Regions from separate parts of the Homo sapiens genome. Here region 2 is linked to region 1. A link is an interaction called in ENCODE POLR2A ChIA-PET data of the cell type or tissue named here. Cell type or tissue: MCF 10A. All regions are shown on one strand. Links, peaks and the distances in the headings refer to the core of each region. The heading gives the core; the rest is flanking DNA.

What was found. Peaks named below come from ENCODE experiments on the same cell type or tissue, not always from the same donor. Only the 100,000 strongest peaks of a DNase experiment are listed, where the experiment ranks them.
Region 2: POLR2A ChIA-PET joins it to region 1 with 6 read pairs; 1 of 35 experiments calls an interaction of 5 or more read pairs at or near these places.

What each region holds. Positions count from the first base shown.
Region 1 is chr5:110,154,548-110,164,138 of GRCh38, forward strand. No RefSeq gene overlaps it. Among named protein-coding and RNA genes, the nearest start is that of LINC01848, 280 kb to the left of the region's middle. In MCF 10A, for the core only: no CTCF peak of the experiment used is centred there; a DNase peak (open chromatin) is centred at 4,874.
Region 2 is chr5:110,910,925-110,920,515 of GRCh38, forward strand. No RefSeq gene overlaps it. Among named protein-coding and RNA genes, the nearest start is that of TSLP, 160 kb to the right of the region's middle. In MCF 10A, for the core only: no CTCF peak of the experiment used is centred there; a DNase peak (open chromatin) is centred at 5,637.

The DNA of each region.
Region 1 (9,591 bases), core at 2,949-7,948:
ATAATAAAAAAACTTTAACCCTAGAATAGTATATTTGGTAAAAAATATCCTTTAAGCATGGAGGAAAAATAAAGACCTTCTCAGACAAATAAAAGCTGAGGGATTTCATCAATACCAGACCTGTCTTATAAGAAATACTAAAGTGAGTTCTTTAATCTGAAGTAAAAGGATGGTAATGAGCAAGAAGTAATTAACTGAAGTTATAAAACTGGTAATAGTAAGCAAACAGAAAAACACAAAATAGTGTAACATTGTAATTGTGGTGTGTAAAATTATTTCAACTTAAGTAGACTAAATGATAAGCCATTCAAAAATAATAGCTACAACAACTTTTCAAGACATAGACTGTACAGTAAGACATAAAAAGAAACAACCAAAAGTCAAAAAGTGGAGGGATGAAGTTAAAGTGCTGATTTTCTATTAGTTTTCTTTGTGTGTGTGTTTCTATGTGTATCATTCTATGTGTATCATTCTCTGTGTTCTTTTAATGAAAACAGTGTTAAGGGGTCATTAGTTTAAAAAAATGGGTTATAAAATAATATTTGTAAGCCTCATGTTAACTTCAAATCAAAAATCATACGACAGATACACAAAATATAAAAAGCAAGAAATTAAATCATACCACCAGAGAAAATCACCTTCATTAAAAGGAAGACAGGAAGGAAGAAAAGAAGGGAGAGAAGACTGCAAGACAACCAGAAAGTAAATAACAAAATGGCAGGAGTATGTCCGTACTTATCAATAACAACTTTGAATGTAAATGGACTAACCTTTGCAATCCTAGACACAGAGTGGCTGAATGATGAAAAAACAAGACTCAGTGATCTGTTGTCTGTAAGAAACACGCTTCACCTATGAGGATACACATAGACTGAAAATAAAGGGATGAAAAAAGATATTCTATGCCAATGGAAACTACAAAAGAGCAGGAGTAGCTCTATTTATATGAGACAAAATAGATTCAGGACAAAAACTCTAAGAAGAGACAAAGAAGGTAATTATATAATGATAAAGTGGTCAATTCAGAAGACATAACAATTGTAAAGATATATGCACCCAATATTGAGGCACCCAGATATTAAAGCAAATATTGTTAGAGCTAAAGAGAGAGAAAGACCTCAATACAATAATATTGGAGACTTCAACATCCCACTTTCCGCATTGGCCAAATCTTCCAGACAGAAAGTCAACAAAGAAACGTCAGACTTAATCTGCACTATTGGACAAATGGATCTAAAAGATATTTACAGAACATTTTATCCAACAGCTGCAGAATACACATTTTCCTCCTCAGCATATAGATCATTTTCAAGGGTAGGCCATATGTTATCACACAACAAGTCTCAAAACATTCAAAAAATTGAAATAATATCCAGCATCTTCTTTGGCCACTATAAAATAAAACTAGAAAACCATAACAAGAGGAATTTTGGAAACGATACAAAGACATGGGAATTAAACAATATGCTTCTGACTGACCAGTGGGGTCATTAAAGAAATTAAGAAGAAAATTGAAAAATTTTTTGAAACAAATGGTGATAGAAGCACAACATACTCAAACCTATGGGATATAGTGAAAATAGTACTAAGAGAAATTTATAGCTGTAAGTGCCTATATCAAAAAAGAAAAACTTCAAATAAACAACATAATGATGTATCTTAAAAAATTGGGGAAGTAAAAGCAAACCAAACTCAAAATTAGTAGAAGAAAAGAAATAATAAAGATTAGAGCAGAAAACTGTACATTTCAGGGTAAAAAAGTCAGTGTTAAATAGCTTGACCCAAATGGATAGCTACATAGAGTTCTGAATCCAAACTTAAACACTACATGTTTTTCTCACATGTATAGGAAACATTTCTAATAATTAGTCATGTATTAGGCAAAAAAATCAATAAATTTCAAAGAATCAGTACTGTATTAGTCAGGGTTCTCTAGAGGGACAGAACTAATAGGATAGATGTATATATAAAGGGGAGTTTATTAGGAGAATTGACTCACAAGATTACAAGCTGAAGTCCCACAATAGGCTGTCGGCAAGCTGAGGAGCCAGGAAGCCAGTCTGAGTTCCAAAACCTCAAAAGTAGGGAAGCTGATATGGCAGCCTTCAGCCCGTGTTGGAAGGCCTGAGAGCCCCTGGCAAATCACTCATGTAAGTTCAAGAATCCAAAAGCTGAAGAACTTGGAGTCTGATGTTCGAGGGCACGAAGCATCCAGCACAGGAGAAAGATGAAGGCCGAAGGTTTAGCCAGTCTAGTCCTTCTGTGTTCTTCTGCCTGCTTTTATTCTAGCCTCGCTGGCAGCTGATTAGATTGTACCTACCCAGATTGAGGGTGGGTCTGCCTTTCCCAGTCAACTGACCCTAATGTTAATCTCCAGTAACACCCTTACAAACACACCTAGGAACAATACTTTGCATCCTTCAATCCAATCAAGTTGACACTCAATATTAGCCATCACGGGTACTATTAAGTTTTAGAGTACATGTGCACATTGTGCAGGTTAGTTACATATGTATACATGTGCCATGCTGGTGCGCTGCACCCACTAACTCGTCATCTAGCATTAGGTATATCTCCCAGTGCTATCCCTCCCCCTTCCCCCGACCCCACCACAGTCCCCAGAGTGTGATATTCCCCTTCCTGTGTCCATGTGATCTCATTGTTCAATTCCCACCTATGAGTGAGAATATGCGGTGTTTAGAAACCATGATCTCTATGATCATTTAGCAATTAAGCTGGAAGTTAATGACACAAAGGTGAATTGGCAGTGCCTCCACAAATGCAAACTTAGTACTGTGCCACTAAATAAAGTACAGATTAAGGAAAATTTTAAAAATGGAAATTCATAATGACATAGACCTGAAGTATAATGAAAACTATGTAAATTAAAATTTGGGGTAGCAAAAGCTGTTCTTTGCTATACTTATAGCTCTTATTATGTTATAAAAGAAGAATGCCTGAAAAGGAAACTACTGGAAATAGGCCTATTATGAAGGCCTGTTTCACTCAAGAATAAAACTATAATATTATTCTGGAATCTAATTCAGAAATGTATAAAATAGATAATATACCATGATCAATATGGGTTGATTTCATATATGTGGGACAAGTTTAATATTAGAAAATCCATAAATGTTATTTATCACATTAAAAGTTTAAAGTAGAAATCTCAAAAGTTCATTTCAATAGATGAAGAAAAAGTCTGTTACAATACATTCAAAACCAAATCATGATGAAATTCCTATTATGAAGAGAAGAAAAAGTTCTAAATGTAATAAAAATGTTAAAAATTTTAGAGCAGACTAGAAGCATTCCCTTTAAAATTAGTAATGAGATAAGCATGTCCACTTTACCACTTTTATTGAACATTGCCTTGGAGTTCCTAGACAGCATCAGAAGAAAATAAAAATAGATTAGATAAATAAGGATAGAAAAGAAGGAACAAAACTCATAATTCAGATTTTCTAAACAAAGAAAACCCAAAAGCTTCTAAAATAATTAGAAAAAAGAGTTCAGCAAAATCTGGAGATCGATGTATCCAAAAGTCAGTTGCATTTCTATCTAGCCAATAATTAGAAAACAAAATTTAAAAAGAAAGAAAAAGTTTAGCACTGATAATTGAAGAGAAATTATAATTTACAATATTGTAGAGTAGTATCAAGTACCTAGGAATAAAATAAACAAAAGATGTGTAAGATCTCCACAGGGAAAAATTTTAAATGTTATTAAGAGATTTAATAGAGGACATAAATAACTGAAGAAATATTTCACACCAATCAATGGATTGGAGAACTTAATATTGGCAAGATGTCGAGTCTTCCAAATTAAGAAATAGATTTATTTTAATTTTAATCCAAATTCAAATAGAGTTGGTAAAATAATTCTAAAATACATATGAAAGTGAAATTAGCCAAGAGTATACAGAGCACTTCTAAAAAGGAATAAGAAGCGGAGATTTGCCTGCAAAGCTTAGTATGCAGCTATAGTAATTAGGGCAGTGTGGCTTTAATACAACCAAGAATGAATTGACAAGCAGAATAGAATATAGAGCTCAGAAAAAGATCCACATATGACACAAGTGATATATGATAGGGGTGGCATGTCATATCATGGAGCTGGAAAAATGGTTATCCATATAGTAAAAGATAAAACTGGATCCCTAAATTAACTTATAAGTCAAGACAAAATTGAACTATTACTAGAAAATAAATGACTCAGATTTCAAAAACAAAATTTGAAAACTCTATAGAAAATAAAGTAACTATTTTTTAGATATTTAAGTAGGGAAAGATTTCTTAGGAAAAAATTATTGAGTATAGAAAAAAATTTTAAATGCCTGTATTAAAATTATTAATAATTAATCAAAAGTAACCTTAGAAACAATTTACAAAATGGGAGGAGATATTTACAATTCACACAATAAGTGATTTGTATCAATAATATATACTGAACTTTTAGAAATCAGTAAGCAAAACATAAACTGAAAAATGAGCCAGTGTCATAAACTGTCATCTCACAGAAAATGAAACTTGTATGTCCCATACATATAGGAAGAGATTTTCAATACCAATAGTGATAAAGACAGTTCAATTTTAAACCACATAGATATCACTTGTTTGCCAAAAATTGACAAGTCTGACAATTTCAACTGTTGAAGACATGTAGATCCAAAGAATCTCTTTCATATTGCTAGTGGGAGTGTAAATGGGATACCACTTTGGAAAAATAGTCTAGTGTTATCTCCTAAAGGAAAAATTTATATAATCTATGGACCTGGGTACAATTCCATTCTTAAGTATATGACTAAGATTAAATTTCTCACTGGATAAAACATGCGTAGGAATGTTGTGAGCAATCTCTCAACAATTGCAAAATCTGGAAAAATGCCCATCAATGGGAGAGTAGATAAATAGTGGCATATTTACACCATAGAATGATGATACAGTGGCTTAAAAAATAAACTTCATCAACACACAACAATCTGGATAAGTGTTAGCAATATAATATTAAGTGAAAGAAGTTCCAGAAGATTACATAAAGCACAGTATCCTCTAAGTACATAAAAATAAAGTTTATAAGGAAAAAGATACAGAAACAACAAAAAATGTATAATACAAAAAAGGAATGATGGAATGATATCTTGTGGGCCATATATAGTCTCTGTCATATATATATATTTTTTAATAATCCTTTGAAAATCTAAAAAATATTCTTAGCTTCTAGGCCATGCAAATTTACCCCACAGGCTAGAGTTTGCCTGCTTGTGTTCTATAGCCTAGTTGCAATTATAATTTGTATTTTACTAATAGTTAGATAAAATGATCTAAATTTCAAAATTTTTAGTTTCCTTTTTCAAGATAAAATCTTAACCACACTTTCCCTCATTATTTTCTATGCACATTTGGTTTATTTTTAACTGGATTCGTTTTTGGTAGACTTTTAAGTACCATGTATTGAATAATTAAAAATTACAATGTGTACTTTTTTTTGTTTTCATAGGATCACACACACACATCTTACAGTAAATAGTTCTTTGGGCAATTATCCAAATAATTGGGCTTAAAACATTACTTTTACTTGAAATACCAAACAATAGAAGCAGATATAGTTTTATTTTTAAAATAACTGTCTCACTTTCTGCAGAAAGATACCTTGTTTTTGTGTCTTATGAAATAAGCAGATATACCCTGAGCTTAGGAAGAACACCTCAAATTTTAATAAAACCAGCACTGCTTTTTCCTTAAGGTAGGTATCAATCTACTGGAAGAATGTAAGGATATGTCACAATTCTCATATTATTAGTACTAATTGCCAGCTACCTAACCAGAAAAAAATGTAGCCCTTAGTGTTAGCACAATTGAAATTCTGATCCAGGACTAGTAAGCTCGTTGAGAGACTGAGAAGCAGTAAATTCTGCAATAAAGGACTTTGTCTGCATATAAAATGACTCTCAGCGTTGACCCTGAAATGAAATCAAGTTGAAAATTGATTGGGGGAAAAATCAGTTGGGATAGTTATAGCATATTTATTTATGATTTTATAGTTACTAAGAGATTAAAGGCTGTTTCCCTCATCACTGTATCTTTACAATGACAAATCCCCATAAATATTCTAGAACAAAGTTGAAAAGCACCAAAGTAGGGATCAGATGGTTTAAGGTTCTTCCTGGGTCAGTGCTGGCTTTCTGTGCCTTGCATCTAATCCCCGGTCCTCATCTGTGAAATACAGTCATCAGAAAATCTCAGCACAAAAATTGCTCTGGGGATTCTGGGAAGATGCATGGCTATTTCTAGTCATTTGGGATTCCTAGTAAAATCACCTTACCAACTTGGCCATGAAAGTCAGTGGGTGGAGTGAATGAGAAGGGGATGGTCAAGGAGGTGTTGGGAGTACTAAAGAACATAGTGGAGGAATCCTTGCCCTTTGTTTCAGCTGTAGTCTAATAGGCAAAGGTCTGTAGCAAAGCTGGGTTTTTAAAGAAGTGCAGGTTATTCATCAGAAACTAACTCAGAGTCAGATTCCAAGATGCTAAGGAAACTCAAGTTGTCTAAAATTGGTAGCTTGGTAGGAATTTTATAGTAGTGTAGGTCAGTGTCTTACTTGTCTTTGTATTACCTATGTCTGAAATATAGGAAGTACTCAATAAATGTTTGGGGAAAGAAGAGAAGGAAAAGAAGAAAGAAAAGGAAGTGTGCTCTTTGTTAGTTTTCCTAAAAATGCCTCAAGCTAATTAATGCAAGGGAATTCAAAATAAAGGTCAGACTGGAGGTGAAGCAAAATCTGTATGTGTCATCTGTGGGAATCAAGTCTGGAAATGTATTTCCTCTGGGCAGAGGGCAGCGGTGTATCCAATGTGTATGTAACTGGAGATGTCAAAGCCTCTTTGAAAACAAATGTAGACAATCTTTAGCCTTACGGGTCTGGTTACATTTTTGTGCTAATGCTCTTTATAATATAAGTGGGAATCATCACTGAGACTAGAATGGGAAGTGGTAGATTCAAAAGTATATTTAGAATTCTCTCTGGAGTGTGGATATATCAAATAGTGTCCAAATCTATTTTCTAACAAATCTAAATTTAAAGTGTCTTCAGAGTCTTCGACTATCAGGTTTGCTGGGAAATGGGTTGAATCTGGCAACAAGGCAATGTTATACCGTTTTATGAGTTTTGCCCAAAAGGTTGATGCAAATATAGCTATGTGTGTTATTCTGAAAAACTAAAATCCTCGGTAATGGGCCATGTTATTACTTGATATTATTAAACTCAGCATGTTGCTAATGAATGAAGCTTATAAATTCACAGAGAAATGTTATATGCTTCTTTTATTTTTTAGGCCTTAAAAAAAGGCTTCTATTGCTATTACCAAAAAGACAAGAGATAACAAATGTTGGTGAGGGTGTGGAGAAAAGGGAACCCTAGTACACTGTTGGTAGGGATGTAATTCGGCGCAGTCATTATAGAAGACACTATAGAGGTTACTAAAGAAATTAAAAATAGAACTGTCATATGATCCAGGAATCCCTCTTCTGAGTATATATGCAAAGGAAATTAAATCACCAAGCCCTATAAAAATACTTGCATTCCCAGGTTTATTGCATTTGTCATTCACAAAAGCCAAGGTATGGAAACAACTGATAAAAAGTGTCCATCAACAGACAAATGGATAAAGAAAATGTGAGATTATATATTGGTATATAAATATCATGTATATATTATTTTGCCTTAAAAAAGGAGATCCTACCATTTGTCACAACATAGATTGAACTCAAGGACATTATGCTAAATGAAATTAGCCAGACCCAGAAAGAAAATTAATGCATGATCTCACTTATATGTGGGATATAAAAACAAAGGTCAAATATACAAAGACAGAAAATTAACAGTGGTTACTAGGGGTGGTGGGATTTGAAGAGAGAAAACGAGAAGATGTAGGTCAAGGGATCCAAAGTAGCAGATATGTATGACAAATAGGTCTAGAGATCTAACATAATATGAGGACTATAGTTAATAAAATTGTATTGTATTCAGGATTTTTGTTAAGATTTTTTAGAAGCTCTTGTCATAGAAAAAAGTAACGATATGAAGTTATATATATATATTAATTTTCTTCCCTCTAAAAACCTTTTGTATCTCATACCATCAGTTTGTAAATCTCAAGCATACAAAACAAAACAAAAAACAAAACATGGATGCTAGAGTTAAACACAAAACAAGACAAGTAAACACAAAACAAAACAAAAAACAAATTAAACACAAAACAAAACAAAAAACAAAACATGAATGCTAGAGTCCAAATTACCCTTAAATTGGCTTTGTTAATTCATGGGGAAAGAAACAAAAAACATTTAAAAACTCCTGGAAATTTAAGATACGACGATTCCCAATTAAGAGAAAGTAAATTCTAGGTAGGCATTAGAAGCGTATTTCTGGTTCTGATCCTTTTCGTTAAAAAATTATTTATATACACTGGAAATATATTGGACTCATTTTAATTCATGTGTTTGACTTCTAACCTCTTTCAAAACTAGGTTAGATTGAATGTTGGCAACCATGACAGCCATGGTCCATTGGCATCTGTGTCAGTCATGAACTTTGGTGAATGGAGAGGACTTGCTTTATAAGGTTGCTTTATTTAAATCAGATTGATCAGTTTGGGGAGAGAATATGATCTCACACTATGTGGCTAAAGGAATGGAGTGAGGCAGGGGGAGGTTGTATGAACCATGAATTTATTTGCTAATGTAAATATTTTAAATATTTTATTGTTTTTACATATGCTTTTTAACCATGAATTTATTTATTAATGTAAATATATTAAATATTTTATGGTTTTTACATATGCTTTTAAAATTGAAGTATTGTACCATTTTATGGTAACATTCAGAAAAGCACACAATTCATAAATTTATTGTCCCATGAGTTTCATAAACTGAACAAAAGACCTATATCAAGAAGCAATATTACCAAGACTCCAAGAAGATCCCTCTAGCCCCTTCTAGTCATTATTCACCCCTTCCTGTCAGGGTAACCACTATCATGACTTCTAGCATCACATAGTATCTTTCCCTGTATTTATATATTACAGAAATGAAGTCATATAATATGTACTCTTTTGTGTCTACCTTTTTTGTTATATTTGTGAGATTTATCCACATTATTGCACAGTGTAGTTTGTTCATTCTTATCGCTGTGCAATAAACCATTATGTGTATATAACACCTTTTATATTCATTCTATTTGGGTTGTTTCCAGTTTTTGGATATGACAAATAGTGTTGCTATGAACATTACTATGAATATCTTTTCATGAATATATGTATACATTTCTGATGAGTATACAGCAAAGAGTGGGATTATTGGATCATGTTTATGTTCCTTTTTTATAGATATTGACAAGCATCTTTCCAAAGGGGTTGTATAGGTCCCCAGTTTTTGAAGGGGAAACTTCTGTAGCTATGGTATAGGCCAATGGGAATCCAAGTAGCAGCTGAGCTCCAAGATTTGGTGAATGTCTTAATGGGGACTCAAGATCAGAAATGTGTACATCAAAGCCATGTATCAGATGGGAAGGTTCTAGGGGTCGGGGTGGGGA
Region 2 (9,591 bases), core at 2,986-7,985, 760 kb after region 1:
TATATGTATTATATACTGTATTCTTACAATAAAGTAAGCTAGAGAAAAGAGAATGTTAATAAAAAATTATATGGAAGAGAAAATATATTTACTATTCATTAAGTGGAAGTGCATCATCATAAAGTTCTTCATCCTCATCATTATCCCATTAAAAAGGCTGAGGAAAGAAGAAAGAGGAGGGGTTGGTCTTGCTGTCTCATGAGTGACAGAGGTAGAGGAGATAGAAAGGGAAGCAGGAGAGACAGGCACACTCAGTGTAACTTTATGAAAATATCAGTCTGGATTTTTTTGCTTTTTCATTTCTCTAAATATATTTCTGTATGGTACCAACCCTTCTTCCATTGTTTGCTTTAGTTTCAGTGCCCATATCATGGAAGGGGCCATGTTGTGAAATAAGACGGAAGCAGTATCACATAACCAGAACCCTTCTACCAGATTGTCTACTGTCAATTTGTTTCCTGATACTGTTTCTTCGATATCTTCTTCCTCATCATCTGGCACTGGCTTGGAAGTACTCATCTCCAGCTACTAGCTGGAGATTCACCTTCTGTTAACTGCTCTGGTGTGGTGTCTGTTAGCTCTTGAATTTCCCTAAGATCCATATCTTAAACTCTTCACCTCCCAACTTTTTTTTTTCCTTATCCACAATCTCTTTCATGATTTCCTTGATTGGCTTTGTCATAAATCCTGTGAAATCATGCACAACCTCTGACACAGTTTTCTCTAGCAGGAATTTGTTGTTTCTGGCTTGATGGGTTTCATGGCTTTTGCTATAACAATAATGGCATCTTCAAATGTGTGATCCTTCCAGACTTTCATGATGTTCTCCATATTGGGATTCTCTTCCACAGCACTGACAATCCTTTCCATAGAGTACTGTGTGTAATGAGCCTTACAGGTCTTTGAGGTCTCCTGATCTAGAGACTGAATTAGAGACCTTGTATTTGGGAGCATGTAACCCACTTCAACACCCTTGATGCTGAACTCATGGGGCTCTGTGAGGCCAAGGGCATTTTCCAATATTAAAAGAACTTTAAGACAGTCCTTTACTGGCAAGGTGCTTCCTGACTTCAGGGACAAAGCATCAGTGGAAACAATCCAGAAAAAGGATTCTCTGTTCAGGCCTTCTTGTTGTACAACCAAAAGACTGGCAACTGGTGTTTATCTTTTCCCTTCAAGACTCAGGGGTTAGTAGCTTTATAGATAAAAACAGTCCTGATCATAAACCTGACTGGATTTGCACAAAACAGTGCAGTTAGCCTATCCCATCTTGCCTTAAATCCTGATGCTTGCCTTTCTTTCTTACCAATAAATGTTCTCTGTGGCATTTTTTTCCCCAGAATAAGACACTATGGTCTGCATTAAAAATGTATTTGGGCCTATACCTTTTCTCTTCAGTGATTTTCTTAATAGCAACTTGTTTGCTGCTTCATAGTTGGCAGAAACTGTTCCTCTTGTTATCTTGACATTATTTAAGCCAAATCTCTTTCTAAAATGATCAAACCATCCATTGCTTGCATTAAATTCTCCAGCTTTAGATCCTTCATATTCCTTTTGCTTGAAGTTGTCATATAATGACATTGCTTTTTCTTGAATTGTATTAAGGTCTATAGGTATATCTTTCTCATAGTAATCCTGAACCCGCATAAAAGCTGCATTTTCAATATGAAACAAAAAGGTATTTCACACTTTCCGTGTAAGTCAGAAGTGAAAAAAAGAAGTACTTCACAAAAAGCACAAGATTTTCACACCTGTTGGTGCAGCTTCAGCAAAAGCTTCACAATTTTCCCTTTTTGTTACAATGGTCCTTACTCCACATATTGGCCTGCTCTTGTGTTGCTATAAAGAAATACCTGAGGCTGATAATTTATAAAGAAAAGAAGTTTAACAGGGTCACGGTTTTGCAGGCTGTACAAGCATAGATCCAGCATCTGCTCCTGGGGAGGACCTCAAGAATCTTCCAATCTTGGCAGAAGGGAAGGGGGAACCAGCATGTCACATGGCCATAGTGGGAGCAAAAGAGGGGAGGGGAGGTGCCACACTCTTTTAAACAACCAGATCTTGGGTGAACTTAGAGCAAAGATTCACTCATTATCACAAGGACAGCAACAAGCCATTCATGAGGGATCCATTCAGTAATGCAAACACCTCCTGCCAAGCCCCATCTCCAACATTGGGGTTTATGTTTCAACATGGAATTTGGAGAGGACAAACATCCAAACTATATCACCCTGGATTCATTTTCATTGAAACAGTGGGCAACTGCAGCTGCAGATCTCAATTTATGGTGAATATCAAGCAATTCAACTTTTCCTTGTAATGTCATGACTTTGCTTATTGGGAGCACTTTCAGCATCACTAGTAGCACTTCATATGGATCCCATGGTTTTATTTAAATTTTGTGGTGTTGTACTAACCATGATGAAAAATACATAAGAACTGCAAGAAAGAACTTTTTACTGCAATACAAAATTTACTGGAAAGACAGCTGCTCCTGTGGAGATGATTAGAGTGTTTTACAAGGATGCTTGCAACACTTGAGCTCACAGTAATAGCAACAGGAGGAAGCTACAAAATTGTCACAGTAATACAACAGGTACTATAGTTAATTTTATGCAGTTATTCTTTAATACCGCATCTTCACCTATCTTGGCATTTCTCTTGACTGCAAATGGTACTTTGTATGGTCTGTGTTTATAAGCTTTGACAACTTTCAACTTTTTTATTTTGTGATAGAAATGAGAAAATAGACTAGTATCTACATCTATTTACACATTCATAAGATATCTAACTTTTTCTTAATTTTTTTAATATTTCTAGTCTACAAAGTTCATCTTCAAGTTTTTTCAAGGCTTTATTTTCTTCAGAGAACATTGAATAGGAATATTTCTTGTAATCCTATTCTCAAACTACAGTGATTTAGGGGCCATTTTAATTTGTGTCATGATATAAGTTACTAATTCTGATATCAAGATGAGTACCTCTCTATTCTTTTTTTTTTTTTTTTTTTTTTTTTTTTTGAGACAGGGTTTCACTCAGACACCCAGGCTGGAGTGCAGCGATCCCATCTCTGCTCACTGTAACCTCTGCCTCCTGGGCTCAAGTGATCCTCCCACCTCAGCCTCCCAAGTCGCTGGGACTACAGGAGTGCACCACTACACCTGGCTTTTTTTTTTTTTTTTTTGTATCTTTTGTTGGGACAGGGTTTTGCCATGTTACCCATGCTGGTCTCGAACTCCTGAGCTAAGGTAATCTGTTCATCTCAGCCTCCAAAAGTGGTGGGGCTCCAGGTGTGAGCCACTGCACCTGCCCCTCTGTATTCTTTCGTGGCTAGGAAACCAAAAGAATTGTGACTATCGTAGGCATCAGTAAGCGTTGTGTTTTTTCTTTTTCAACTTTTATTTTAGGTTCTAAGGGTGCATGTGCAGGTTCATTATATGGGTAAATTGTGAGTCTCTGGGGTTTGGTATACAAATTATTTAGTCACCTAGGTAGTGAGCATAGTATCTGATAGGTTCAAGTAGTCCCCATTGTCTATTATTCCCCTTTTTGTGTCTATGTGTATTCAATGTTTAGCTTCCACTTATAAATGAGAACGTGAGGTATTTGATTTTCTGTTCCTGCATTAATTTGCTTAAGATAATGGCTCCCAACTCCATCCACGTTACTGCAAAGGATATAATTTTATTCTTTTTTATGGCTGCATAGTACCCCATGGTGTATACGTACCACCTTTAAAAAAAATCCAGTCCAGTGTTCGTAAAGCATGAAGCACTCTTTATCTGAAAAAATTATTTATATGAACATATGATTTCTCAATAATGTCAAATGGATAACTTGTTTCTATATTATTAACATTGAACAAGCGGAGGAAAATGTATCTTTCTCATCCTGTGCTATTTCTCATTAAGATTTAAATTATAAGAGGTAGGTTTATATGTTTTTCAACATTCAACAATTTTTTAATGTACCATTACATTAAATAAGAAAATATGCTTGGGATTTTAAAAAAGGAAAAACTGAAGAAAATGGCTCTGCCAGTAATTTTGTGGCATTATGTCTTATTCATTCTGTGGTTCAGTTTCTCAGTTTGTGAAACATGAACAGTAATAGTATCTATCCCATAGGGTCATTGTGAGAACTAAATTAATTTTAAAATAAGGCATGTAGAACTATGCCTAGCACTTATATGTGTTAACTATTATAATGTGGTAACTATTATTAACACTTATATGTGTTAACTATTATTAATGATGATGATTATATCCTCTTTTGAAAATGTGAAATACCAACAACTAAAATATCAGGTATTTAGAAGACAAGAAATAAAAGTAGCAGGTTATAAAATATTTAGAAGTAAGTTCCAGGTGCGGCGAGATCTGAAGTTTATATAATTGGGAGAAGCTTTTATAAGGAAATAGGAAAAAGGTTTTACAAGGAAGTAGGAGAAGCTTTTATAAGGAAAATAAATTTATAACAAAATTACAAATATAAAGTTAAGATTGATGGCTTCTCATATCAGCACTGCTTAGAAAAAAAAAGAGAAAAAAAGCAAAAATAGATACATACCTCAGTAGGAAAATAGCCAAAAAGTTGCACATTCATATACTAGCATACCAGATAGTCATTAAAGATAATGATAAATGTACTAACATGAGAAGGGATGTGGGGTATATTATTAAGTGGGAAAAGCAAAATTAGTTATGGCAGGCATGGTAGTTGCCTATCAGTAACTATTGCTTCAGTTTTTCTTACAAAGAAACCTCTGATCTTATTCAGGAAGACAATGTGCTCAGCTTTAAAAAAAATTGTGGTTTAGACGCCTTTGCACCTTGGTGGGGCCAAGTGGCAGTATTCTGACTGATGGGTTGTGAGGGGTCATCACTGCTCTTTGTCCTTTCCACTCTTCCTCCGTGGAAGGTGAAAAAATGCTGGTGATATAGCAGCTATTTGGGGTCCTAAGGTAACAAACGTATGAGTAAAAGTAACAATTAATGGTAAAATTGGAAAGATATAAAGAATCTGGGTCTCTCTTGGCATTGTGGATCTCCTACCAGTCTTCGGCTTATTATTTCATAAAGATAAGTGCTCCTTGGGTTATTTATTTTTTATACAGCTGAAAGTAAATTGTGACTGATACACATGTAGTCTAATCTATGTATAATGTATATTAGAATAATGTAATATAGGCAAACAGAGACATCCATGTAAAATGGACTGAAAGGATAACCAGCAAACTCAGAAGTGTGGTTGCCCTGGAAAGGAAAGCAGTCATAAGAGGGAAATGCTCTCATTTTGTTTAGTGTTTTTTTTAGATTTGAATCTTTTCCAGTGAATATATTTATATCATTTTAAACAACAAAAAGGAGAGCATTTTTAATACCATTCTTATTTTGTGTGTGTGTGTGTGTGTGTGTGTGTGTGTGTGTGTGTGTGGTGTGAGATAGGACATTTTGTCTTTCACGTTGTATTGGGAAAAACAGGTGAACAAGTTTGGAAATTCAGGCTATAACCTTTATGTGATTTTAAATTTAGCTACTCACACTAAAAATATTCCCTTAATCTTTTTTATCTTCAACTCATTACCATTGCAAAATCCTCTAAGCATGCATACTCTCGTACTGAGTCACCTGCTGCAGTCTGCAAAGCTCTGATCACTGTGGTTTGTGTTTAGGGCCGTCTGTAGAGGATTTTTTAGGGCCGTCTGTAGAGGATTAGGGCCATCTGTAGAGGTTTGTGTTTAGGGCCGTCTGCAGGGTCTGGGAAACATCACACTCTGTACTCTTCTCCAACATTTTCATTAAGAATAAATATTTGTGAATCATTATCAAGAACAGCATTCAAGGGGAAAACCAGGCTAAATGACACAGTGTAAATAAGAGGTTTGTACAGAAATGGGTACTAAGTTTTAGAAGCAAGCAGACAGCCCCAAGTTTGAATTGGAATGCCTTAAGTCATTTTGAGAGTAGTTAACATCTCTCTCTATGGATAGCTATACAGTTGCTGCAGCTTAGTCTCAACAGAAACACAGGCTATGAAGACAGTCTACTTTTGTTTTTTAAAAAAATGCTGTCTTTTCGAATTATTCTCCTTTAGTCAATATTTCAATAAACACATATTGAATACCTGTAATGCCCCAGGCACTGGACTCAAATTTGGGTGAAGAGCATGGCACGAAGAGAGGGGGATGCAGTCTAATAACTCTTGAGATCCATTTCTCCCTGTGTCTTCCCAGGACACGGGGAGTTGGCATATTTAGTGGTCAGATAGGAAGTCATTAGTCAAAAAAAAAAAAGAAGTAAGAGAATGTAAAAGAAGCAAACAGATACCAAGAGTCGGAAACAGGCTAAGGATCAAAAGCAGAAACATCCGTTCAAGCCAAAGTAAACTCAGGGCATTCCTTCTATCCACCCATCTATTCAAATAACACTAACAGAAAGCTTGCTAAGTACAGGCATCATGATAGCTGTTGTGGAGAATTCACAGATATGAAAAACCATAGATCCTGTCCTTAAAGGATTTACAGACTAATGGACTAATGAGGAGGATAAGTATAATCAAATAATTCTGTCACAGATCAGCCAGCATTCATTAAGTGTCATAAGAGAAGTTCAATCAAGGGCCAAGAACCCCACTGGAGTGGGACACTATTTTTGGCTGGGCAATCAGAGAAGCCCTGTCAGGAGAGGTTTGAAAAACGAGAATGACTTTGACAGGACCAAATGGAGAAAGAAGCAGGAGAAGGGCATTGTAGACTGTGACACTGGCAGAAACAAGAATAAAAAGCATTCGAGTTGAAGGCAGGGGAACCCAGTGCGCTACAAACAGTGAGAAGTCCACTGACTCAGAAACAAGCTTTTCAGATGATGTTCAACAGATCTTGCAGGAGGAGGTTATCTCTTGATCCAGGCCATCCTATGGCAGTGTCTTTATCTGATCTGTAACTTGGATTTCTACTTAAGTTTTTATTTGGAAAAAAACGAAGCTCTGTTTACTAAAAATATTTTAAAACCTGAAAACCACTAAGAGCATCAATGGGTTAACATAAGAAATGATAGAAATGTGCTCAGAAGAATGTCTGGGCAGACCTTGAAGGCATTAAATGACCAGGGGAATTTCTTTTTTACCGAGGGCGATGGTGGGGTCTCTGGGAAACCTTTAAAGAAGAAATTAACACTAGAAAAAAAATGAATTATGAAATGACTGTTGCACATCGGGTCAGAAAGGAGCAGAGACTGCAGTCACAGACAGTGATCAAAAGGAGATGGCAGAAGTTCAGGGAAAATATTAAGGGCCTGCGTGAGGGTACAGAGAGAAGGGACAAGGGAAAAAGGAATTGTCAAAGGACATTTAGAAAGAGGATTTACCAGTCCTTGTAATTGCATAAATAAGTGAGAGGTAAGTTAATGACTTAGATCTCCTTTAATGTTTGTTTAATATTTATATTTGTGAGTGATATACAGACATACACATTTTAATAGACTTCAATTTTCAGACCACTTTTAGATGTAGAGAAAAAATTCAAAGATAGGACAGAGAGCTTCCATATACTCTTCACTGAGTTTCTCCTATTCACATTTAACATTAGCATGGTACATTTGTTACAATTAATAAACCAATATTGATATATTACTGTTATTAGCTAAATTTCATACTTTATTCCTATTTTCTTAGTTTCTACCTCTTTTTCTGTTGTAGGATTTTATCCAGGATACCACATTACATTAAGTCATCAGGTCCCCTTAGGCTGTGACAGTTTCTCAGACTTTACTTCTTTTTGGTGACCTTAACAGTTTTGAGGATTATTGGTCAGTTATTTTGTAGAATGGCCATCTATTGGGACTTATCTGATGTTTTTCTCATGATTAAACTGGGGTTATGGGTTTTGGAAGGAAAACCACAGAGGTATTGTGCTATTTTTATTATATCACGTCAGGGGTACATGCTATCAATGTGACTTTCCACTGTTGATGTTGACCTTCATGACCTGGTTGAAGCAATATTTGTCAGGTGCCTCCACTGCAAAGTTACCCCTTTTTCCCTTTTCATGCTGTATTCTCTAGAATGTGGACACAAACATTTTTTTAAAGAAATGCTTTCCTCAATTCAGCTCCAGTCCCTTACATGGATACTTCATTTAGCAATAAACTTTACAGTTTTTTCAGTCCACAAGACTTAGAAGTCACTTCAGCAAACATCTGTTGTGACTTGAGCATGCCCTTGGGGGTCTCGCTCTTGAGCATTTTATGAAATACCCCTTTCAGCCATAAGGAGTGTGCTCCCCAAGGACTTCAAAGACATGCAGTTTCTCTCCATCATTTTTCACCTTTCCAGTTCTGCCATGTTTCTGTGACAGCTGAGTATCCTCTGTAGAGTGACTCCCAGGAATGCATGGCTGGGCACACAAGTAGACCCTTCCTAGAGGCCTGTCCCTCCCACCCTTGCACCACACCTTCACTCTGATGCCTCACAGAACTGCTGACGTCCCAGCTAGAGGCCCACCTCTCAGTGCCAGGGTGTGGCCAAGTCCCCACTGCCACCCTGTCTTGTGGACCATAGGATCTCTCCACCATCATGGTTTTTGGCCGCAGCTGAATTTGGAGTGGACTAAATCAAGTTAAATCAATTTCCTCTCTTCTGCTGTGCCCTGGGAATTGTAGGGTTTATTCCTCTTGCCACTCTTGCAGCAAACTGGTTCCATTTCTTTCTGCCTTGTTAACCATCCATCCTCACTCATTGACACATTTTTCTCTTCTCTACAAGATATTATTGATACCCTTTTAACGCCTTGTCAGGAAACTTGTGAGGAGCAATATCAAATTATTTTCTGTTTCTTTGAATTTCCTCAGAACTCGGCCAAAGCTGTTTGGCCCCTCCTCCTCTTCATCCCTTAATAGTCACATGCATGCAGTAAATCCTACAGAACAGCCATAAGGTCCCAAAGCCCAGGATCAGTGGAAATGGCCTCTGGATTAATCAAGTAATAATTTTCAGGGGAATAAAGTATGTTTGTATGCTGGCCCTCCTTAAAAAAACATTGTTCATTAAAATCTGACATCTCTGTGGCTGAACTGAATGTATGAGCCTCACCCTCACCCCTCTAGCAACTTGATATTGAGAACAAACAATTAACCTCTTGTGTGCAGATAATGCTTTTATGGTCTCAGTCTGTGTGTGGTCTTAGCAAATAGTTGGCCCTTTTATCTAATGATTGTCTCCAGAGAAAAATATAATTGTATTTTGTTTGACTAAATCACTGGTTAAACTTTTCAGTTTTTGGATTATGGATAATAATCTCATGTTATCGAATCACTTTGGCATACATAGTAATTTCCAGGTTATTGTTGAACACATATTATAAGCAGTAATGTTCTTAAGTATCCTTTAGGTGTTTTATGGTGAACATATGGGCTGAATTTGCAACCATGCTATGTGAAATCTTCTGCTTCTGTCAGATATGAACCTCTGTGGCTCACCTAAATCTGCAAGATTCTATATGTACCCTATGGTTGGGAAGTCCTCATATCTCACGTGTCCAAAACAGGATGAAATAAGGATTTCCTGCGTTCTGAGAATCTTAGTGGTTTATGG